6 separate regions of the Homo sapiens genome follow, and regions 2, 3, 4, 5 and 6 are each linked to region 1. A link is a loop called in an ENCODE intact Hi-C map of the cell type or tissue named here. Cell type or tissue: dorsolateral prefrontal cortex. All regions are shown on one strand. Region 1 has its middle 290 kb from the start of VRK2. Region 2 has its middle 170 kb from the start of VRK2. Region 3 has its middle 140 kb from the start of VRK2. Region 4 overlaps VRK2 (VRK serine/threonine kinase 2). Region 5 overlaps LINC01122 (long intergenic non-protein coding RNA 1122). Region 6 has its middle 73 kb from the start of LINC01122.

The links. Hi-C counts contacts between places; a loop is a spot of excess contacts. Peaks named below come from ENCODE experiments on the same cell type or tissue, not always from the same donor. Only the 100,000 strongest peaks of a DNase experiment are listed, where the experiment ranks them.
Region 2: a loop joins it to region 1, with 3 times the contacts of the local background. A loop is called at or near these places in 7 of 110 quality-filtered maps.
Region 3: it touches region 1 in a loop (3.0-fold over the local background); 18 of 110 quality-filtered maps call a loop at or near these places.
Region 4: it touches region 1 in a loop (5-fold over the local background); 10 of 110 quality-filtered maps call a loop at or near these places.
Region 5: a loop joins it to region 1, with 2.7 times the contacts of the local background. A loop is called at or near these places in 10 of 110 quality-filtered maps.
Region 6: a loop joins it to region 1, with 8 times the contacts of the local background. A loop is called at or near these places in 45 of 110 quality-filtered maps.

Annotation. Positions count from the first base shown.
Region 1 is chr2:57,757,540-57,761,539 of GRCh38, forward strand. No RefSeq gene overlaps it. Among named protein-coding and RNA genes, the nearest start is that of VRK2, 290 kb to the right of the region's middle. RefSeq lists an enhancer at 2,355-2,649 and a silencer at 3,921-4,000. In dorsolateral prefrontal cortex, a CTCF peak has its summit at 2,476 (motif pointing right); a DNase peak (open chromatin) is centred at 2,502; H3K4me3 peaks cover 1,594 bases; H3K27ac peaks cover 1,010 bases.
Region 2 is chr2:57,877,220-57,881,219 of GRCh38, forward strand. No RefSeq gene overlaps it. Among named protein-coding and RNA genes, the nearest start is that of VRK2, 170 kb to the right of the region's middle. RefSeq lists silencers at 994-1,073, 3,321-3,521. In dorsolateral prefrontal cortex, no CTCF peak of the experiment used is centred here; a DNase peak (open chromatin) is centred at 1,571; H3K4me3 peaks cover 1,892 bases; H3K27ac peaks cover 2,646 bases.
Region 3 is chr2:57,904,002-57,908,001 of GRCh38, forward strand. It overlaps a transcript of VRK2 not described here. Among named protein-coding and RNA genes, the nearest start is that of VRK2, 140 kb to the right of the region's middle. In dorsolateral prefrontal cortex, CTCF peaks have their summits at 2,317 and 2,518; no DNase peak of the experiment used is centred here; H3K4me3 peaks cover 815 bases; H3K27ac peaks cover 1,566 bases.
Region 4 is chr2:58,129,611-58,133,610 of GRCh38, forward strand. It overlaps VRK2 (VRK serine/threonine kinase 2), which reads left to right. Exons shown (of 13, transcript NM_006296.7): 9 at 2,198-2,318. Among named protein-coding and RNA genes, the nearest start is that of VRK2, 85 kb to the left of the region's middle. In dorsolateral prefrontal cortex, CTCF peaks have their summits at 1,673 (motif pointing right) and 1,873; no DNase peak of the experiment used is centred here; H3K27ac peaks cover 2,670 bases.
Region 5 is chr2:58,552,332-58,556,331 of GRCh38, forward strand. The region is part of intron 1 of LINC01122 (long intergenic non-protein coding RNA 1122); the gene reads left to right. Among named protein-coding and RNA genes, the nearest start is that of LINC01122, 34 kb to the left of the region's middle. RefSeq lists enhancers at 2,112-2,612, 2,613-3,113. In dorsolateral prefrontal cortex, a CTCF peak has its summit at 1,819 (motif pointing left); a DNase peak (open chromatin) is centred at 1,800.
Region 6 is chr2:58,445,816-58,449,815 of GRCh38, forward strand. No RefSeq gene overlaps it. Among named protein-coding and RNA genes, the nearest start is that of LINC01122, 73 kb to the right of the region's middle. In dorsolateral prefrontal cortex, CTCF peaks have their summits at 2,425 (motif pointing left), 2,636 and 3,680; a DNase peak (open chromatin) is centred at 2,426; H3K27ac peaks cover 2,403 bases.

The DNA of each region.
Region 1 (4,000 bases):
GAGATCCAGATTTGAAGAACTACTGCCCTTTACTGATGGTTTGATTTAGGACTAGTTACAAATCTATCCTTGGATGCCAACTAAACATGGGATCAGAATGACCAGTATATAAAGCAGCTTTAAAGAATCAATGTATTGATACCACATAGCTACCATCAATCAATCAATCCCTGCAAAGCACTTAGCAATATGTGGTACAAAATGATCAATTAATAAGTGGTGGTTATAATTCTTTTTAAAGAGATTTTTAGCCCAACAAAGTATAGCTCACACATATGGACTGCTGAAGCACACATACACACACACACACACACACACACACACACAAGTAAGAAAAGTAGCTAAATCCAGAGAGCTGTCTGGAAACATTGAGTTCTTAATCACAAGCTGCTGAGTTGCCCAGTCTTAGAGACAACCAGAAATCCTTTTGTTGGTTTTTAAAAGACAAAATAGCCCTATGAGAGATACGGAGAGGGTGCATTCTCCTGCAGAGTGGGCTGCTGAGTAAAGATGGCATCCATGATTGGCTTAAAGTATATCTCCTACAGGACTCATAGCGACAGCTTTCATTTTCTTCTATCTTTCCTTTTAATTCTTTTCCTTGCCTGATTTGCTCTTTCTCCCTCTAGCACTAGCCCTAATCAATGCAGCAGGTCAGGTTGAAAGAATGGACAGCTTCTGCGCCACATACATTTAAGCCATTTTAATGCAAATATTGATCGTAGGAGCATAGACACAGGCCGGGCTGCATTTTTTTAATGGACATGCTTTTTTTCTGGGGCTGTGCTACCCATGATAAAATACATCACCATAGATCAGTATTCCACCATCTTTCTATGCATAGGAATGCATAAGCAAATCCAAAAGGTGGGCCAGATTCAATGCCAAGCTTGTGAGCCTCCAAAGCAGGTACTTCAGTAGTCTACTGGACCACATTTGTTTAACCACTTACACTTCCCTCCTCCTGCTTTCTAGATGAGTTATTTTGGTGCGCACAGAGACAGACTATCAGAATGGATGTGGTACCTTAGGTCACAAGAATAGTTGTACCACAACAAGGTCTGCTATGCTAAGACACTTAATTGCTGTGTACACAAGATTATCAAAGCATTGTATCTGAGAACCACTGTCCGAAACATATTTAGCAACAGAATCTAAGTCTGACTTGAAATTCAAAAGGAGAGATCAAGGACAGGAAGAAATTCTAAGGGCCACTTTGAAATGTGATACTAAAAAGATTTGCTATCCCATCTGTAGGCATTTTTAGGCTGGACTGGAGAGGGAAAAAAAAGAAAAAGAAAAAGAAAACCTGTTTGCACTAAGAAAATTTTCTTGGCCTATTGCCAAGAAAGGAAGTATCACAAACTGGGCACAAATTAACCTAAAACCAAAGAAAGGAGGAAGAAAATAAGTGGACTCAACAGCCTCAAATCACACCAGTTGCTTCAGAGCAATACCGTTGCTTTCAGATGTTTCTCCTTCGATTCTTTTCATAGGGTCTGTGGTTGTTGTTGCTTATTATAACTCTAAAGCCAAATATACTATTACATTTAGTGAGATGTCTGTGGAGATGGAAATGAGACCATCACGATTCTCACTATCATATGCAGTCGTTTTTTACTTCTTTTCCAGAGATCTGCTGGCCCCCACATCTTTATGCAAAGGGGTAAATGCCATCATAAAGAGGGACAAGCAAGATGTGTACACCAGGTGCACAGAATGTTCTCTGTGGGCGGATCAGCCTAAAAGGTGGAGATAACTGGAGGTGAAGAGGAAGCTGAGTGGTATGCAAAGTGGGAGGGAGGCTAGACAGAATGAAGCCTTTGACCTTGGAAGAGCTGCGTACTAGTGAAGTAGAGGGAGGGGGAGGGAGAACGGAATGAGGAATTCCTTGCTGTAATATATTCGGGTAAAAATGGGGCTGTCATCTTGAGCTACAAGTTAGAAAGTTATTACTTTTAATATGCCACTACCTTAGGCCTATACTGTTATGTAAAAGAAAAATAACCTTGTGTGACAGTTTAACATTGATCGATGTGCCTGCCAAATGCAAAGAGATAAATAAGCAGGTGATGAATAAACAGCACTTCAAGTAAAGACATTACGCTGCATGCATAAAACGGCGCCAGGCACCTAGGAGCTGTGGGTGGCCGAAGGTTGGCCATTTCATGCCCACTCAGTAAAGCAGACTTAATCGCTTCCAATATTTTCTGTTAAAAAGCACGCTTAATGAGCCAATTTCACAAGCCCAGAGAAACTGATTATTATCTCTGAGTTCCAAGAGAGTTGGTTGTTTTCCAAGAGCCAGGTTTTTTTTTTTTTTCCTTGATGGGATAAAAAACCTTTTTTAGAAAGAGAGAGAGGGGCGTAGGAGAGAGAGCAAGAGAGAAAGGGAGAGAGGGGGAGTGAGGGAACGACCGAGCCAGCAAGAGGGCACTGAGAGCCAGCTGGCAGGGGAGAGATGGCCACTAGATGGCAGTGTTACCCCGCCGTCGGCACCCGGCCCGGGCTGGGAACTGGACAGGACCATTTGGCGGAAACGTGGCATGGTGAATAACGCTGAGAGCTGTGCCTCGAGAGTTCAGACCCGACCCTCCGCCCTCCTCGGGCCTTTTGTCCACAATTTTTCCATCCTCCAGCCCATACAAGGCGAGGAGACAAAAGGGGCAGTCCCCGAATGGCCTCCCTCTGAGAGCCCAGGGCTCTGATTCTTCTATGCAGCCTTCTTTCACAAAGTACAGGGGTCCCTTCGTCCGATTAGACTGAGTTCTTCCTGAATTTTTTTCTTTTTCTTCTTTTTCTTTTTATTTTTTTACCCTGGGAGGCTTGCAATCTCTGCATCCCTCACAGGACTAAGCATCTGCTTCTGAAGGCATGGAAAATTCCAACAGGATAAACCTATCTCGTTTTTCACCATGTATTTACTTTAGGGCAGGTTATTTTCTTCTTGCCTCTTATTTTGCACACTTTTTTTTTTCACTTTCAGTAAAAAGTGTGAACAAAAGGAATTTACCCCCATAGGAAAAGATTGGGAGTAGGGAAAGGGAGAGAGCACCCCTTAGGAAGCCAGCTGTCCTTCAAAGAGTTTCATTATGTATCTTCCTCCAGCTACACCGCAATGTGGTGAACGCCACAGAAACACAGGGTTATTGTCACCAACTGCAGTTATTCAATTGCCACTAGGAGAGAGGACCCAGCAAGGAGACCTCAGCATATAATTAACTCGGATATTTTTTAAAAATTGAAATGAACTGTTGTTAGGTTCTAAATTGAGATGCAAGTTAATTATTTATGAATATTCATAGAAAACTTGAACAATTTCCAAACTTGGCCTTTAGTTTCTCATCAGTTAACCAAATAGTTGATGTGTATTTTTTCTGTAAGATAATTTTCTCTTAATGTGCACTGGAACTACCAACTTCATTAAGATTTTTGAGATTCATTTTGCCTTGTGATGAATCAAAAGGGAATGGACTTAGTAACAGAGAAAATAAAATGTTCATCTCTTATCTTTTACTTATACATAAGAGAAGAATGAAATGACACTCAGCAAAAATTAGTCAGTTATGGTAACAAAAAAAACTGGCATATTTGAGGAACATTCAGAAGAAGCAGATCAATGTTCTGTATGTGTATAGGGGGAAAAGGAGGAAGGGTAGGGAGTGTTTGGGGAGTGGAAGGTGGCCATAGATATGAAACCACCGAAAGAAGGAAGGTACCCAACTCCCAGGAACTTATTCCAGGTAATCATGTACCTGTGATGGGTTCAGGATATGCTTCTCCCAAATATGGCACCTTGGCATTTGAAAAACAAGAAGCAGGACAGTCGCCCTTACTTTCTTCTCACCTTTCTCCCTTAGAGCAGGTCATAAAGCCTAGGAAGGTTGCTCTCTAACCTTCTCCCACACTTCTCTGAAGCAGAGCATAAGAACCTAATTCCAAAAGTATCCTCCCTTGATCTGGAGGAAAGGAACATTCTTATTCCTGGAGACAGAGGGAC
Region 2 (4,000 bases), 120 kb after region 1:
GTGACTGCCCCTCACCCCTTGTGGATTAGCTTTTTCTATATATAGGCCTGCAGCGGGTGGAGTGCCTTTTTTTTATTACAGGTGTTTGGTGGAGATCATGTTAAATAAAGGTTTTGAAGAGAAGCAAGTCTGTGTAAAACATTCAGAAACAACAACTTGCTTTCATTTAAGATGCAGTCCAAAGAGACTTGCTTCAGACTCTTAATTTGTATTATTATCTTTATGTATCATAAGTGACTGCCTATCCCTAGATAGCTGACACAGTGCTCAGAATATTCAGAGCTGTCTGGTTTTAATATCTTATAGTTTGTTTAGAAAAGTAATGGAAGCAAACTTATTACAGGACTAGATTGTGACCAAAACTGAAAATACATGTCATCAAAAAGACAGTTTCCTATTAAATTTCAAGAAAGGTACACTTTCTGGGAAAGAGATAAAAAAAACTAATGAATTATTAAGTACATCCACAATACAAAATCCTCCCCCCTTCTTCTTTTCTTTTTTTTTTTTTTTTTTTTTGGCAAGTTGTCATTATATTCTCTTGCAATTTGCTGGTTCGGGGCATAATCTATGATACAGCAGCAATAGGTAGAAACACCCAATAAAGTCAAGAGGGCCTTCAACTAAGGAAAAGGTTAAACATGGCCACTGATAACACCCATCATCAGAAATTATATTATCATGGTTTCCTTGAGCTCAAGAGAATTCTCTTCCACTGACTCATTGGCTGCCCAAATTAAAGTGTAGGTGTGCACAGCCTCAAAGAGGAAATCAAACAAGAGAGAGGGTATAAAAACAATACAAGTGGAGAAGCATGAGGTTTATATTTTTATGCTAATGTGCTAGTAAGAAAAGGACTCCATTTAGGGAGCAATAAAGAAAGGGTGGGGGAAAGGCTGTGAGCAGATCTCTGTAAAAAACACAGAGGCTTTCTATGCAGATGGGGGATTTAAAAGAAGTAAAATGATAACCACATAGTCAAGAGACTAGAAAAGAGACCTTGATGTTTGATAGTTGTAATAACCTGCAGAGTGCTCTAATGGCTCGGGGATCAGGTGCAGAGCTACAGCAATAACGAGAGCTGAATAATTATCTCGGCCGTATCTGTATCACCAAAGTCCCAGCGTATGAGCTATATAAGGAGGCTTCTGCTGCCTCTCCAAGATTTCCTGAAATGTTAAATCACTGATTTGGGAGCACTTCCAGCATTAGTACTGCCCAGTTAGAAAGAAATAAAGCCCAGAATTCTCCTGTGGCAGTTCTAATGTCTTTGTTAATTATGAATTATGGGTAAACATGCAGACTCACAGAGGTCATGGCTGTCAGCAACAATAGTTTTCAAGAAGGATTTTTACGAGGGTCTTTTTCACTCCACCATAATGTCCATTTTATATACATAAACAGAGCCAGGCATACAAAAAAAAACGGTGTTTGCTTTTTAGGGGAGTTGTATTTTTTTTTCTTTTTTTCTCCCTCCCCCCCTCCTTGTGTAGAGGCATGTCGCTGCAGCCAAAGCAAAGCGGTTCATAACTAGAGTTCTCCTCTGCGACTGACAACAGCTGCACTATTCCAAGGACTAGGCGAAAAGAGTCACTGGGGCTGAGGCTAGGTTAATGACCAGACACTGAAAACCACCTCCTTCTTGTTAATAGAGTAAGCGGCCAGTTGGGTAACCTGTCAGCAATGGTCACCTTTCACATACAGTGGAGAAACAAAAGCTGCATACAGTATGCTTGATTAACCTCACTTAAATGGCAATGCTGATCTCAAATCTATCCCAAGAGTGCATATAAACAGGATTAAAATTATATTATGTGTGGATCTTGCCCAACAAAAGCAACTGGCACAAAATCATTTTAATTAGGTGGTAGCGGCTGTAACTCATTCAACTTTGGCATTAATTCTTTTTGTCCCATCAAAGAACTTCTGGGACCTACTTATAGTGTGGAATAAGGGAGATGTTGAGTAGACAGCAAATCATTCTGGTGCCTCAGCTTCACGCATAGGGTATTGGCATACTGACAATTGGTTAAACTGTACAACCAGATCAGAATTTGTCCAGAATATTCAGAAAATCTGGTGCAATCTTTGTACATACCTTTTTCGAGGTAGACAGCAGATTCAGAAAAGTATTTTACTATATTGACCTTCAAACGGTCAGAGAATGCTAGTATTACTAGTTATTTTGGAGGCAATTTTCTTTGTACATAGCAAACTTAGGAACTTTATTAACCTCTGGATGTAGGAGAACTACAGTTCAGTATTAGGCCCTCTTCATTCTTCTTTCTGCCCTTTTTCTCCTAGTCCATTTAAATGAAATTTTCTTGTTGTGGGACCTGTGAGGACTTCCCAGGTTCCAGCTTAGAATAGATGTTACAGTAAAACCTCCCCACTGACCTTTCTTAAGAAATGTCATTTGTTTACTTGAATCGATTTTCAAGATGAAAGCTGAGTAGGGTTAATTGTACCCTAGATCACATAAGAGAAGGTTCACAGTGAAGAAACTTTCTCTTCATTTTTACAGGAAACACAGAAATGATATGAAATGAAAATCCATAGAGCATGCAGATAACTCCAATATCCAGAAGATGGTTCCTCCCTGCCCAAGTGCTTACCAACAATGGGGCCTCACTGTACAGACCTGAGTTAACTGCAAGCCCTTCCATTTTAAGAAATATTCTATTTTAATTCCGGGTTTCTAATAGCATAGCACCAAAGAGTTAGCTGATCCTTCTCAATAGATTCAGAAGGGCATAGAAGGAAGAGTCCCACAGATGTTGCTCCTAGGCCCAAGCTTCTCCCACACCATTCCCTATTCCCACAGCCTAGCTGAGCCCCATATTTTACCCTGCCCTTGTAAAGAGAAGGGGTAACCAAAGGCAAGGTACATTTTTTTTTTTACAATAACTCATAAGCAATTCAGCAAACCAATGTGGCTCAAGTATCCACCATGGAACAGGCATTACCTTCCCAATCATCCCATGAACCTCCACCACACAGTTCCTTAACCCTGGGGAGCACTGAGATTGCACCTATACCTAGGCCCATCCCCAAGAATTCTAATGTAACTGGTTATACAGTCAGTAAATATTTATTACTACTATGTTATTATTAACCATCACTACCTAGATAACAAAGCAAATCAACAAGTCAGAGTGTAAAAAGGGAATCTGCCACTGGCTTTAACTCGGAATTCTTAAAATATTTAGAGACATAGATGATTTTCTGACTTAGAGAATAATAACTTACAGGAATTCTGACCATAAATATCTTCAAGTTCTAGGGAAGCTTAGTAAATAAACCCGACTATTCTGAATAATAGATAAATATACAGAAGTGGTAAGAAAGAAAACGCTTAATTCAATGTGAAAACCAAGTGAAAGTTAAGGCAAAGTCTCTTGGGATGACACAGGAAAAATGTGGTTTGGCTTCCTTGATAAGCCACGTGGATGTTAAAGAAGGTGGTAATGAGAGAAAAATCCAGAGCCAATAAAACGAGCTACTTTGCTAGCCAACTTTTGAATTTTTTTTAAAAAAGGAATTGTTTTATAGCATCCAAAAACCAATTCTCATTTCATAATTTCTTAACCCTGTTTGGATTAAGAAACCAAATCATATTTCTTAGGAACAAAATAATGTAAACCTTACTGTGTTTAAAAAAAAAAAAAAAAAAAAAAAGTCGTCTTTTGCACCTCATAGCCAGAGCTCAGAGAACCTCAGGAGTCAAGAGGGAAAAGGTGGGGTTGATCTCAAGTTTGGCAATGGCTATTGTGAGGGAGGCGATTTGACCCACTCAAATGTCTCCCTGAATCAAGCTTCTATTTTCTCTCTATTCTTATTTTCACTTTTGCATTTTAATGTTGCCTGAATCTATTCCAAGTGTCCTTTGCCATGGCAACACCTGCAGGTGAAGGCCCTGCTCCTCGCTGCCAGCGTCGCCAGTGACGAAGAGGCAACTAATCACTGCACAAGGAGAGGAATGCAATCTCCAAGACACCCA
Region 3 (4,000 bases), 150 kb after region 1:
TCAAAAAAAAAAAAAAAAAAAAAAAAGGAAATATTAAAAGTAAGTTTTTTTCAATAATGATTTTTTTTATTTTCCAAAGAGTATCACGGAGTTCACTTTTCTCATTAAAAAATAATAATATGCATGTAGTGTTTGACATTTCCCTTGTGAGCTGCAAAATCTAGAAATCAGGGGACATTGCTGAAACATCTGTTATTTCACATTTTCCATTGAATGACTTCCATGATCAGATGGACAAAAGACAATTACTACCATGCTTTTAGTCATTAGAGGTATTACAGTTTCTAGTAGTTGGCTTTTTGATGTTTCTACTGTCTCTTGGTATAGGTATATCCAAAGTGGAACAGAGGTGATAAGTTATCTTAGTCTGCCTGGTGCACCAACTGGTATCATATTGGCCTGAAATATTTTTCTGTATGTCATAAAGCTCTTGGAATTAAGAGATTCTTTGCATGCAAAGTAAAACACAATCTATTGAGTTGTAACTCTGATGAAAAATTTTGCTAAAATCTGAGACACATTATTTGTCAAATAAGATTTTGTGTTCTATGCCATATCAAAGAAACATGTTGACAAATGAAGAGTTAAGTAAATTACACATGAGATAAGTGTTTGTCTTGATTTGCTTGGGGGTATTGTGTATGTGTGTTTGTTTTTCTTTGTTTCAGTTTGTTTCTCTGGTTTGTTGTTTTTCTTATTATGTCATGCCAAACAGTAAATTTGATAGATTAATTTTTTTTATCATGGTAGTGACCTAATTAGACAGGTTGTTTTATTTGCAGTTGTTTAGCACACAGTCACATAGACACAGCCTAAATCAAGACTTTACATATTAAAAAAGTTAGAAATTTTAAAGAAACACTACACAAAACTGGGTAGAAATTGGAGAGTTCATAAATAATCTACTCTGACTTCTGATTCCAAATCCACTTCCAAATTTTTGTTAGAGTTTTATGACATATTCTGTTAAAAAAAAAAAAAGACAAAAAGGTGTAAGAAACACTCATTACGTGGCTTAAAAATGAACATTGAAATCACTCTGCTGATTCTGTTTTCCACAGGCAGTCACAACAATACCTCCATCTCACATACCCTTCTTAAATGTGACTTGGACACTATTCCCATGAAGAAATGGTCTGTGTTTCCTACCTTAAAAATGGGCTGGCTTTGTGACTATTTTGACTAACAGTGTATGGCAGAAATGATGTTATTGACTTTTTGTGTCTAGGTCATTAATGACCAAGAAGCTTCTGCTTTGTTGGCTAAAATACTTGTTCCTGAAAGCTTGCAAGAAGTCTGACTGCATTGAGGCCACCATGCTGTAAGGCAGACTAAACCCACCCAAAAGAAGAAGCTGCATGGAGAGGCCATGAGGCTACACAAAGAGTGAGAGATGATGGCAGCCTCCAGCTGCTTCGACCTCCCATCCTCCAGCTCTAGCACTAGCTGTAGCAAACAACTGGCCACAACACTAGGAAAGACCACCCAGCTCAGACCATTCCCAAATTCCAACCCACAGGAATCCATGAGAAGTCATAAAACAACGGTTATGTTTATAACCCCAAAGATTTGGGAGATCATTTATAGATCATTCATTTATTAAGCAAATGTTTACTGAATGTCCAGTCTGTGCTGGGCAATATCCTAAGTACAAAATCCTGCAAGGATTTTTTTTTCTCAAAGGAGTTTAATCCCTCTATCCTCTCTGCTTCCATGGCTCTTTAGATTGGTAATATAGCATTTATTTATTTTGTCCATATTGGTAATACAGCATTTATTCTTTGGTCCATATTGGTAATACAGCATATTTTTCCATATTCTATAAGTTGTATACATGTTTGATTATACAATTCTAAATTCAGGATCTGATTCTGAATTAATTTTATTTGCCTCTATAGTGTTCCTAGTGTACGTAAGTGTTGATATATAGCACCTATCTGGATAAAAAAAATTGATGCAGGAAAATTAATACCATTAGCCCCCATGATACAAATTAAACTAATATTCTTGAGACATAATTTATTTAAAATAGCTGAAGTCTTCAACTGAAGGAAAGGAAATACTTTTTAAAAAACATTTGAATATGTGATTATTCCTTACAGCAGTCAAAAGAGAAAGAAATAAGTACTTCTCAAAGATTCTAGTAATTAGTAAACAAGCCACGAGGTACTTAAAATTACCTTAAACCAGTTTTATTTTGTCAAATAGTCTGTTACTACAGCTATAGATAATTTTGTTCTAAGTGTAGCTTAAAACTAAAATGTGCCCTGGATAAGATAAAAAGTAGTGTCTGGGCGTCCTCATTACAATCTTCCTTCCTACCACTAGTCTATGCTGTTGCACTAAGTACTGAATGCTTGTTCAGTGTCCATAGGAATGTGGGGAAGATCACTTTTGTCTAAGATTTGTTACTCAGATGGGAAAAAGTCAAATGCCTTATTTTTTCCCCAAAATAGAAGCAGGCAATTTATAAACAATTCTGTTCACGAAAAAATGTATTCTGAATTCATAAATTTAAGTTATATGTTTTAACTATGTCAATTAGAAAAGGAAAATATTATGGGGGTGGGGCCTCCCTTTCTAATTTTGAAAAGAAGGAATCTAATCGTCATAGTTAAGCACTCTTACTTACAATGTTGAGTTTTTGTTAATTTCTCCTGGTCCTCTGCCTCACTTTGATCTGCATTTAATGAGTTACAAATCCTGTGAATTTTACCTCAGCGCTGTTTTTTCCACCTAGCCCATTTTCTCCCCTTTGTATTAACACAGTTTAAAACCTCAATGTCTATAAACTGCACAGTGCAGGCAAACATGTATTGAGGTCTTATCTGTGTGATGTCTTATGCTAAGGGCTTCACATATGTACACTGTTTAAATCTTACACAAATATGATGAAATAAATTCTAAAAGTTTTCCTGTTTTACAGATGAGAAAAGCCATGGAGGACTTTTTTTATTATTATTTTTATTTTTTTGAGACAGAGTCTTGCTGTGTCACCCAGGCTGGAGTGCAGTGGCGCGATCTCGGCTCACTGCAACCTCCACCTCCCAGGTTCAAGCGATTATCCTGCCTCAGCCTCCCAAGTAGCTGGGACTACAGGTGCCCACCACCACGTGCGGCTAATTTTTTTTTGTATTTTTAGTAGAGACGGGATTTCACTATGTTGACCAGGCTGGTCTTGAACTCCTGACCTCGTGATCCTCCCGCCTCTGCCTCCCAAAGTGCTGGGATTATAGGCGTGAGCCACTGCACCCAGCTGAGGACTTTTAGAACTAAGTAATTCACCCAAGGTGATAGTCAGTAGTGGTGGAACCAGCATGCAAATTAGACAATGTGACTTCATAGCCTAGTATTCTACTCTACTTCTGTAACTTATGGCTGGAAGGGACTTTAAAATTCCATCTACTCCATGTTTAATGCTTCATTCTCCCTTAACATTTGCAAAGTTGTCACTAGCCTATGTTGGAACATCTCCAATGACTGTCACAATAGTCTTCTATCTCTCAACTCCAACTCACCCTATGCTCTGCCAGATTCATTGTTTTCAAAAAGCTTTTTGTCATAATCTCCCTCAGCTCAAATAAACAACTAGCATTTCCAAACAGAGCAACTACAACCACTTCAAACATCCTAAACTCCCTCCAACCCTGGCTATTCACACGCTTCAGTTCACAACTTCCATCCAGAATCCTACTTCTCTGATTGTCCTCATGGGGAAAGTATGCTATTTCCTTCATCCTACAAGATGCTTCTCACTGACTCTATCCATATTCTTCTCATCCTTCAAGAGCCAAGTCAAATCTCTCTGCTTCCAATAAGCCTTCCTTGCTACACTCAGGTAAATGTAATCTCTCCATCTCCTGGCGAATGTCTCGATTTCTTTTTCTGTGCTATGCCTGGTGTGACAGGGAGTCAGGGCCAAAGATGATCTAACAAAGTCAGAACATGATAATCCAAGTACAGAAGATCATTTCATCAATACAGGCTCTAAGAAACAGTC
Region 4 (4,000 bases), 370 kb after region 1:
ATCTAGAACATTTGTTTTTAATTAATTTAACAGGTATTAAAATTACTCCTCTGTGTACAGTAGATGGAAAGAAGACAATCATTGGCAAAGTCTAAGATTTTAACTTCACTAAACATTCAAACTTTTCAATTTGCTTTTCTGAGAGGGAATTTCAGGTAGAGGTATGTAGTCAGAAACATTTTTAGTCACTCTTCAGTGTGGGGAAAGGAAAGGGTGACTATTGGGTGTTCTTTTTATCACTGCATGCATTTATGCAGGACTTATCAGAAACAGTGGCAAAACATTCACCTAACGGTAGTTATTAATACCGATGTGCAAAAAAGAAAATAAAAGATTGAAAAATGTGATAATGTATTTTAATTAGGTAAGACCAAACTATAATAGTGAAGTAAAGTTAACTCTCAAAGGGCTATTTCAAATGAAGACCAGTTTATGAAAGATTGGCTTCAGAAATCTAAATGACTTGTCATTACTTACAGCTTCATATCAATTAATCCCTCAATTGGGGGGTAGGGGGAAATGGCTAGGAAGGTTCAATCTATTTTAATTCTGATTATTTTTCCTCAAAGGGCCTCTTGTGTGTAGCTTATATCATCCAAACACTGTGCCAGAATATCATTTTTTGAAAATTAGAGGATATGAGATTTTTTAAGTGATGGTAATCAGGAATTGCCATAATAGAAAGGAGACTTGTGAACACATCTGTACAAGTGGAACCATTCCATTATTAATGGGAGATTTATTACTGAAGAAATCACTACAGAACACTGTGGTAGAGATTGTGTTTTTATTTTAATATGAGAGCCAAGTCTTGCATTAGGACATTGTTGAAGCTTGTGCAGAAAGTAAATGGCACCCATGGGACTGTAGCATTCTGCTAGATTGAAGGGCCTTTAATAATCCAATACGCTAATAGCAGTTAGAGTGTAAGAGCTAATCATGTCTTCTGCTTTTATAATAACTTATACATGGTAACCAAAAGTAGTTACGATGTGTTGGCATCATTGTTCTTAGTAGATGACTTTTTAAATTAAAAACTAAGTTCACTGAGTAACTTTTCAGAGTTTATTTCATGAAAGATAATAAAATAGGATACCTGTTTATAGCAGGTTTAACAGCCACTTACTGCTCTTAGGAGATTATATATCCCTACACAGATGAACATTCGAGTAATGACAGAAATGTAAATACCAGCCTATTGTTTTATAACAATTTTGAATGACTACAAAAATGAGTTTATTTTACGGGTATTTGCTGATGTTTTAATAATTATTTCAGTGGTTTGTTAATATGTATCAGTTATATTTCATACATTTCCTAGGTTTCATTGTCCATCTTCTTATATAAGGTACTTATAAATATATATAAATTATGAAATTAGACTACAGCATTTAATAGGTTGATATAAAATGATACAAGGGCCTGAAAATGTGCTTTTAACGTACTTTTTAGGAAAAGGCATCTTATTCTAAATTTTGAAGGCCTCTATTTGGCTCTCCCCCCAGCCTCTGATACCATTGCCTCCGTTTTATATAGATATGGGACCAGAATTTTAGCCTGCTGCTGCTTATATCTAAAAATAATATTTGTAAAATTATCCAAAGCAGTAGATATATTTTTATTGTATTTTCATGTGATTGAAAAATCTTCAGAAAGACCCTTTTTTTAATACTGCACACTAGATGGCAGTTTTGTCATATTCTTCCAACTTCAAATGCTGCTAGTGTGAGTGGAACAGGAAAGGCCATCAATGTTTAGTCTGCACTCAGAGGGTCTCTGCATGACCAATGCAGACCCTATGGACTTCCTGGAACATATGTTAGTAATTTAGCTGCAGACATTTATTTCTTTGTTTTACTGCTTGGCTCTTTGAGAAAGTGTTGGTGCTGGGTTATGGGTTGTCTGGATCATGTCAGAGGCCATGGGGATCAAGTTCATGTGACAGGCCAGACTAAGGAAAGATGAAGTTGGAGGAGGTGAGGAAACTGACCCTTACTTTCAACAGCAACCAGTCACTGCCTGTCTGTGGACTGGGGCCAAATGCTTGGGCGTTTAAGTTTTATTCCAGCTGAACAAATAAAACATTTTGCCTATTTGGCTTTTTCATATTTCATCAGTAGTAGTTCAACCAAAGATTTCTCCATTTCTCAAGGACTTGCTTATCCCTTATCTTTCTCTCTAATGCTTACTCCTATAGCCTTGTCCAGACGAAGTGACGTTGAGATCCTCGGCTACTGCATGCTGCGGTGGTTGTGTGGGAAACTTCCCTGGGAACAGAACCTGAAGGACCCTGTGGCTGTGCAGACTGCTAAAACAAAGTACAAATTTTCAAGTATTTCATCATGTACTGCACCAGGTCTGAAGGGATACATTAAAGGGAGCTAACAACACAGAGAAGATTGGCATTCACCCAACATGACAACCAAAGCAAATTTCTTTAGTTTGAAAAATATGTTTTAAAAAAACCAAACAACTAACACATAAAATCCATTAAGGTAACATTGTAAAAAGACATGTATTTGAATTACAGTGCAAAATATAAAGTGAAATATCTGTTCTTTTACATGGTATTTCCAAAGCTTAGATTCTAGGTGGTAGTGTTTTCAAGGAAGAATATTTTCAAATTAGCATTGTACAAGTATGTTGAAGTAGTCTGAGCTTGGTACGATTGATATTAACTGTGTAAAACAGCACTATGAAATGGGACAAATAGGGCTTATATTTTTCAAGTGAGAGCAACATACCTCTTATTTCTGTCTTGGAGGAAGTATGTTTTCTTTCTTAAGAAACAAAATTTTTACATGAGCTATTTATATGAGATAATCTTGTAGCCACATAAACATTTTTAATATTCTACATTCAGTTTTTATTACCTGGATTCGGCTAGCATAAAAATTAGGTCAGACTAAGAACAGGGTGTGTTACTGTTTTACAATTCTCTCACTGATCAGGCCTAAGAAAAAGTCAATTGCATAGAGCACAGAATAGCCAGTTTTTCATTATATACCAAGATATGCTCAACAGTAGTTATCCACAGGTAGCAAAAGCAGCAGCTAAGCTAAGTTTTAAGTAGGAAAATCACAACAGAAGAGTACAAAGCCAGGGGAAAATTAGCTGATTCATAGAAATCTATCTTTAAATTCAGTGTGGCATCAGTTCTTAATACTGAGAAAGATTAGCCTGCAGATTCAGAAAAATACATATTACATTTGTAAATACTGACATATATGAAACATTTCTCCACTCAGAATTTTGATCATCCTAGTCCCTTACCCAAAACTAAAACATTTATATAAATCTATATTAGAACTAAATCAGTTATTTACTGCAGTGATTGATGTGTCCATATTAACTTTCATGTAACATTTCGAAATATGGGTCAAGTCAAAACACAGTGATGTATAAACAGTTTTTGTATTTAATTTTCCAACTAGTTTACCTAATTAGAATACTGTAATAAAGTAATGATGCTATTTTAAAAAACTAACATTTTAATTCTAATGATTATATATTTGTTTTTTGATAAGACTAATATGACTTGCTTTAACTTTTTATCAATATGCATATACAGATACATTCATTATAGGTATCTATAATGAATATACCTGCTTATGCATATTTATAATAGGATGTCATATAAAATTATTATTTTACATGTATAATGCTAATAAATCAAGCATAACTTCTATTTACATTTTGGGGACTCTTACATATGTTAATATCTTCATTTTGACTTGATTAATAATGTAAACCTATAGACTAGTAAAGCCAATATCATATTATGAAGTTTATAATTCAGATAAACCATAGACATTTTCAAACTTATTATAGTACATAATACATAATCATAATTTATTCAACTTGCTGAGAAGGTATGACACTGAAATTCCCCATAAGGGTGTGATTGTATATTCAGCCAAGACACTGTATCTCCCTTATGCCTTTTATTTTCCTGACATAGCATGCTGCTGGATCAATGTGTGTATTGTTGCTACTCTGC
Region 5 (4,000 bases), 790 kb after region 1:
GAACAGTCATTCGTAGGTAACCTGGAATGATTTTGATACAGCTAAATTTCAGTTTTCATTCCTTTCTCTAACAGTTATAATTTGATTTTCAGTGTTTCACTGTCTTAGATCTTTTTCAGCTTTTTTTCTCTTTCATTTTAGACATTGTCTACATACCTAATGATCATTATCACCTAGAGGGTCCTCATTCAGTTTGCTTTAATAGACTTGTCATCTGTATCAATCCAAGTCCAGGGAATTGGCTGTTTATTTTTTTCCCTAATTTAACATTTGCATGTCGATAGAAATTTGAGTGCTTGATTTTCTCTATTTAGTGTATATCAATTAATGTCCAATTATAATCTTTTCCTTTTACCAGTACAAAGCTTGTTATTACCAGTACAAAGCTTGTGGAGTTTGGTACTTTCTTTGCACTGTGATATGTCTTTACATAATAAATCCTAGAACAGTACCTATGTAAGTTTTTGCAGGTTTTATTCTTTCAGCTTTTGCTATTAAAACCTGCATATATGTAGATATTATTGTTCTGTTGGTTGTGACCTGGCTCTGTGTTCCTGCCCTTGAAGACTTGTGAATGAGTCATTTTTCTTCTATAACAATTGTGTTTGACTTAAAAAAGAAAATCTTGGCTCAGATGTCTGATTCTGACATGAATTACTTTTTGCTGCAGATTCTTTTTGCTACAGATTCTGTTTTCCCCAGATTCTTCCCTGACTCTGACCACCATGGCTCTTTTAGGTATGAGGTCAATTTACTACCTATGACCTTCGCTTCTTCCCTACCTATGATTAGCCACTATGCAGACTTGGCATAAAGAATCTCAGAAGTCCTCCCTAGTACATCAATTTCTAGGACTTTCCTTTTGCCTATGCAGACAGCTTTACTCTGATTCCTTTCTAACCTATGCTGTTAATTGCAAGATAAGCATACCCAAATTAAGGACTTGTAACACACAGTCAACTTCTCCCTGAGTTAAGGAAGGAATGCTCCTTGAAAACGAAGAGAGAAAGCTCTGCTCCCCACCCCTCCCACATTCTCTTTAGAAGGGAGCAAGAGAGGTTTCAGGGACTTATTTCTAAGTGCAACACTTAAGTTTGGCCTGTGAGGGGTAAATAGTCCATTATCAGGAAAAAAAAAGTCTTACCATTACATAGTCAAAAACATAGACAAATACAGAATTTGTTGCATCAAACTTTACTTTTTTCCAAGGAATCAGCCATCAGTCCATACACATCATATGGGCATCAGGGGCCTCCTTCTCCTTCCTTTTCCCCCTTTTTTTCCAAAGTCTTGTTCACATTTTTGCATCTTTCCAGAGCTCTGCTTCTTAGTCAATAAGTTTGTGATCTTCCTTCTAGATGCATCTGAATGGCAGCAGCAGGCCCTGAGCTCATTAGCCTTTGCATGTTATCTGCATCCTTTCAGGTGCTTGAACTTTCTCTCTGTCTCTTTCTCTATCTTAGGAATTCTTACCACCTCTTGTGGTCTGAGTTATTATACTTTATTATACTAACAGATTCTCTGTCTTTTTTGGGTCTCACCAATAGCTTCCTCCTGAGAAGGCGACTATGTGAGGAAGAAAAGTGGCAGGTGAAAAAGGGTAAAGAAGCTCCATATTGTCACATAAGTATTCATAGTACCTCTTTGAAAAGACTCCAGAGTTTCTTGTGCAGATAGTAGAGAGGGCAAGAAGAAGACTTAACACTTCTGGTTGCTTTTATTCTTGTAGGAAAAGCGGAGTGAGTGCCTAAAGTAGAGAGAAAAAGCAGCTGCTTGCTGTCACCACTGGGGCTTGGTCAGGGCTGCCTCCTGCAGGTCCTTCATGGACTTGGTGAATGTGTATCCTTTTGACACTTAGGTTTGTGAAGGTAGAAACAAGACAAGCTTTTCTCTCTATGACTTCTTGGGAATGGAGGAAAGAGGACAATTTTGGGCAAGACATTTGATACTTTATATAGAAAGTCGTTATAACACTTTTTCCTTTTTTTTTTTCTACTGGAAGTTCCTACCCTAGGATAAGACTCTTTCCACCAATTTCTTTCTTTCTTTCTTTCTTTCTTTCTTTCTTTCTTTCTTTCTTTCTTTCTTTCTTTCTTTCTTTCTTTTTCTCTTTCTTTCCTTTTTTCTTTCTTTCTCCTTCTTTCTTTCTCTCTCTTTCCTTTGTTTTTTTTTTTTTGACAGAGTCTCACTCTTTCACCTAGGATGGAGTGTGCAATGGCATGGTCTTGGCTCACTGCAATCTCAGCTTTCCAGGTTCAAGAGATTCTCCTGCCTCAGCCTCCCAAGTAGCTGGGATTACAGGCACGTGCCACCATGCCCGGCTAATTTTCATATTTTTTAGTAGAGACGAGGTTTCACCATGTTGGCCAGGCTGGTCTTGAACTCCTGACCTCAAATGATCTGCCCGCCTCAGCCTCCCAAAGTACTGGGATTACAGGCATGAGACACCTTGCCTGGCCTCCACCAATTTCTTATCCACACCACAGACCCTTCCCCTTGGAGAAGCATGTGACCTGTAATGCATCTTTTTTTCTTTTCTTTTCTTTTCTTTTTTTTTTGAGACAGGGTTTCCCTCTGTTGCCCAGGCTGGAGTGCAGTGGTGTGATCATAGCTCACTGCAGCCTCCACCTCCCTGGCTGAAGTAATTCTCCCACCTCAGCCTCCCGGGTAGCTGGGTCTACAGGCATACGCCACCATGCCTGTCTCATTTTTTGTATTTTTTGTAGAGACAGGGTTTCGCCATGTTGCCCAGGCTGGTCCTGAACACATGGGCTCAAGCAATCTGCCTGACTTGGCCTTCCAAAGTGCTGCGATGACAGGCGTGAGCCACTGTGCTTGGCCAGACCTCTAATATATCTTAGTGCAATTATTCAGTGCAGTAACTTCGGGATCCTTTTCTTTACAGCCAGCGAAAGCAGTTTCCCAGGTTTGTGCACAAGCATTATTTTTGAGAGTGGTTCATCAATTTATTAAAATAATTTATGTTTTAACTATGTTGTGATAGGAATGGCCTGATTTGGCTGTATTAGGAACTGTGACCAATAGTTGATATTTGCAAGATGACATCAGTTACATGTGCTTTTTTTCAAGATACTTCTGTCAAATGATTAGTTCACAGGTTCTACATCTGTTTTGAGCTTAGGAGGTAGTAAGTTTCGTAATGTTTATTGTTTTCTAATGCATGTTTTTTGTCAAAGTTTTACAAAATTTTTGGTTAAATTTATTATGTGACATTGGAGATTGAGTTAGTACTTCTGCTTTTTGGTCTGATTTTCAGGTAGTTACTCTAAAGATATGGCTAGTTCTACATCTAAAACAAAAAAAGAAAATTTTACATTTTCTTACAGGAGTATTAGAAGCAACACCCTTTTGTATCAGGGGTTGATCATTAGGGGATGGAGATGGGCCTCTATTGGAAGGAGTTTATGCTGTACATTTACTCAAGAAGGTAGTAGACAGATGAATGAAAGGTCCTAATCACCAATATTTGCTGAATAGGTTCTAGGGAATTATTACCTTAACTTCCAGCACATATACACACACAGGCTTCAAGCTGTAGCTGAATTTTGGTAGCATCTCTTCTCATCCTCTCTCCTTTTCAAGTTAGTCTGACAGTTTCTTCTTTCTAATATTTTATATAAAAACATTTCTGGTGAGGGACAGGCTAGAAGCCTAGGGTATTTCCACAAATCAAGATTTTTTCCCCCATAGCTCTAGCTTCTTCCACATCCTGTTAGATTCCCGGTTATAACATACCAAAGCTAAATTAATTAATTAGTGTTTAGAGCAGTTTTAGGTTCACAGCAAAATTGAGATGTATAGAGATTTCCCATATACCCCCTTGCCCTAACACATGCATAGCTTCCCCCATTATCAACATTCCCCACTGAAGTGGTATATTTGTTACAACTGATGAAACTACATTGACAGTTAAGGAAAAATAAAAAGCAGTAACTTATTTTAAAGATCATCTTGATTTCCAGTACACTCTTCATTTGAT
Region 6 (4,000 bases), 690 kb after region 1:
ACTCATGACTGATACTTTATCAGTAATTTCTGACTTAAAATTTATTCACAAAAATATAGGTTAAGGAATCAAAGGATGAGGAATAACTGGGCAGTATGTATTAGGCCAAGTTTTTAAGCATTTCCAAGGATAAAACTTACTCTTGGTGGCATAAATAAAGACTTGTATGTAACTTTTATGTTTTTTAGACCTCATAAAATTGCAGTGGAGCATAAAAATGAAAACTGTATTTGTGTCTTTTATGTATTATTTAAGTATAGTAGAATTAAAATACTGTAGAATATTCTCTGGTTTATACCTAATGATAACATGTTGGGGCATATTCGTGTAGGCTATATATAATGATAACATATGCATTTGTGTGTTTTTTGTGGGAATTACAGTTGCTTTCTTGACCTTTTAAGGGTCCTCATGGGTTAAGGATTCATACCATACATTTTATGGCTCAGCTTCTGAATTTATTCTAAAGTTAAATACAAGATCAATGCAACTAAATGAAACTTCTATCCGTAATGACTACTAAATAGCAAGGCTCAATCAAGCAAGTTAGAATCTGTCATTTAGTGATATTGGACCACATATTCTTAGTTACAAAACATAGTATAGGAGAAACCTTTGATCCTATTTGTTAGGTATTATTTTGTAAAATATTTGACAGCTTAAAGTAAGTGAGTGCTTGAGTTTCAGAGAACTGTTGTAGAAAAGTTAATCTTCACATCTCTTAAAATTTATTTTCATTTCACATTTGAGCTGTAGACCCCTGACAAGTCTCAGCAATACTGTGGACAAAGTTACTTAAACCAGGGGCTTTCAAATTTCTTTAAATGCAACTCCTGATAAGAAATATTTAATGTTAGTACCCAGTATGCACATACATATATACCAAACTTTTACAAAACCATACATACTCTTATGAAATGTAATATACTCTGATATCTGTTCTTTTGTATTCTATTCCATTGTGTAAAAATGCTGGTTGTAACTCACCAAATTGATTTCATGATCTACAAATAGGTCACATCTGCAATTTGAAAAACACTGAACACTGATTTAGAGAATGCTTTTTTCTTTTCTTTTTTTTTTGCTGGAGTATGCAGGATTTCCTTACTTTATACTAGGTAGACAAAATCTGGTTACATTTGAGATGAAATGTTTTATTGGTGGATCATATTTGTATAATCTAACAAAAATGACTCATTATTCATGAGTCCAGAAATATATTAAAATATTATAAATTTTTCTCATATATGTCTAGTTTTACAGATCTTGAAATAGAGCATCCTAGTATATATTATTCTAGAGTTGTGGTTATTATTGAAACTGTAGAAATTATTTAATGGGAGCTATGCAGAGTGATAAATCAGATACTCAGAATGTCCTGCTTGAGAAGGGATTTATTTCATGGGTATTGTTGATATTCCCAGTGCACATTTGGAATCAGACAAGAAAAAAAGGAAATAGTAACCAGAAATGATAACTGGTCTGAAAGAGCATTTCATCTTCTTTGTATGGTAAGAAAGTCCTTGAATAATAAAATATAATAGGGTATTAAAATGTATCTAAATTTTAATGAGTGAATTAACTTGACACTTAAGATCTGAAATGAAAAAGTCACCATTAATTTGTAAATAAAGTTAAATATTTTAAAAATTATTGTTTTACTCTCCTTTCCATTATATATGTTAATGTTCACGAAAATACAGTATGCTAAGATTTTTTTTTCAGAAGCCATGCCTCTGATTGTGTAATGGAAGTTCTAAAATTGGTAAATATTCACTAAACAAATATCTAAAATCTATACTGACTGCTAGTCTCTATCTCGTCAATACTTTACATTTGGTGACCAGGGAGAATGGAAGGAGTTTCTTCAAGTATTCCTCAGTGATCTCTGTAATGTTCATGACTCTGAATAGGCTCTGTGGGTAGAATATCTTCATACCACAGCTAGTTTATATTTGTCAATTAGTCATAATGTCAAATACATGTCATGACAAATCTTTTGAGTTTCAAAAAACATCCGCTCTGCTGTTGTTTCACCCATTTCTTCTCCTGCATTTCTTCCCTTAGAGTTCAGCTCTCCATATATCCAGCCTCTCAAGCTCCTAACTCCCTCCCTGTCCTTCATTCTTCTTCATTCTTCCTCTCTTCATTCTTCCTGACTAGTCAATGCCACATCTTTTATGGTCTATTTCCTAAATATATCTTGAACTTGCCCCTTGTTTCCTTTCCGACTGCCATTTCCTACGTTCAGACCCTCATGATTTCCTCCCTGGATTCCTCTAAGCCTCTGGAGTGATCCTCCTGCCTCCAGCCTACTGCTATCACTTTTGTCTTCCCCACAGCTATTGGGGCAGTTCTAAAAATGAGATCATGATCATGGCGCCCTCTGCTGAGGATTCCCTTTCCCTTTGTTTTCTCTGACCAGCTTTGCTCATCCTTCACAACGTGGAAACAGCGCCTCCTCCCATAGGCCTTCCCTGCCTCCCTGCGTCCCCATAGCACGCTGAGTGGGCCTAGTAGTACCTTGAGCATAGCTCTATTAGGGCACTGTCAAACTATTTTACTGCGTGTTTGTATCTCTTCCTCATTAAATTTTAACTTCTTAAAGGTAATGACCTTATCTCTTTGGCAGGAAATATTAAGTACCCAATAAATATTTGTGGAATGATTAGATGGCAGAACCACTGTCTGAAAACATTAACCTCCAATTCAGGCTGGTATTTTTCAATTAGATTTGTCATAAGTTGAACTTGATCTTTTCAATGGTTACTAGAGAAAATAGAAATAGGGAATGGAGAAATAGGAGACACAACTTAGAAAGATGAAAATTTCCCTTCTAATTACAGAGTTGATCAGGAATTTTGTGGTTCTAGAATCCAAACTGTAAAACTACTGCTTCCATCGCAAAGATTCATTGCTACTGTAATGATTTCTTTAAAAACATTATATATTAAAGAAAGGTATTGAAATCTACTCCCTTCCTGAATGTTTTATAAGTATTTATAAATTATTTCCACATTGCACATAGCAGCTTTTTCTCAAACTCTATACCCAATTTGGATGTTGCAGTTTTAAAATGTAGACCACTTATTTAAAAAGAACATTTCTTTAGCTATATTCTGCAACTATGTATGGACATTATCCATACATGGGTAATTTGTTTTTTTCTGAAGGAATTTTCCTCTTGCTCTTTTGAAGTTTTGGAAGTTTGTGATTTAATAGCAAATGATTGCATAACTTTTCTGTTGTAATGTCGAGTACGTATGTGTTGGAGAAGTTATTTATTTTATATGCATTTGTTGTTTTCTTTTTTATTATTATACTGGAATTTGAAGACAGAGAGAGATTTCTTCCCTGCAGTGTTAACTACAGAAAGGGCTAGCATTATGGAATGTCACTTGACTGGCTCTTATAATGATAAATATTTCCATGACAAAACCTACTGTGAACCTGTCTGTATGCTACAGAAATTTCTCTCTCCCTTGGCTACTACTTTACTTCAAGAAGAACATAGAGAAAATATAATAGATTACTTCTAAACACTCATCAAAAATTAAATAAAACACAGGTAAAATAAAGGCTATCTTTCCCTTTATATTATTCTGCTATCAGTTCTGCAGTATGTAGATTTTATTCATTTTTTTTTTTTGCCCTTATTCAAAGTTGATGCTCTTGGTGGTGCTATTGTCCATTTATAAATACGCCTTGAAATTCAGGGTGTGTGCCAAAGATATTGATAAGCTAGATTCTTTGTCTAGTGACCATTCATTTATTTATTCATTAAAAATATTGAGTACCCATTGGACATGCAAAAATGAACACAAATTCTGGCCTCAAGTAGTGCAGAGTCTAGAAGTGGCAATAAGACATGTACATAATATGACAAAAGTAAAAAAGTGATATGAAACTCTAACCGCTTCTTACCGGCTCCAGTGCTTGCATGAAGTGTGTGAGTCACTATCATCTCTTGCTTACATAACTACAGGGCCTACTAATTGGT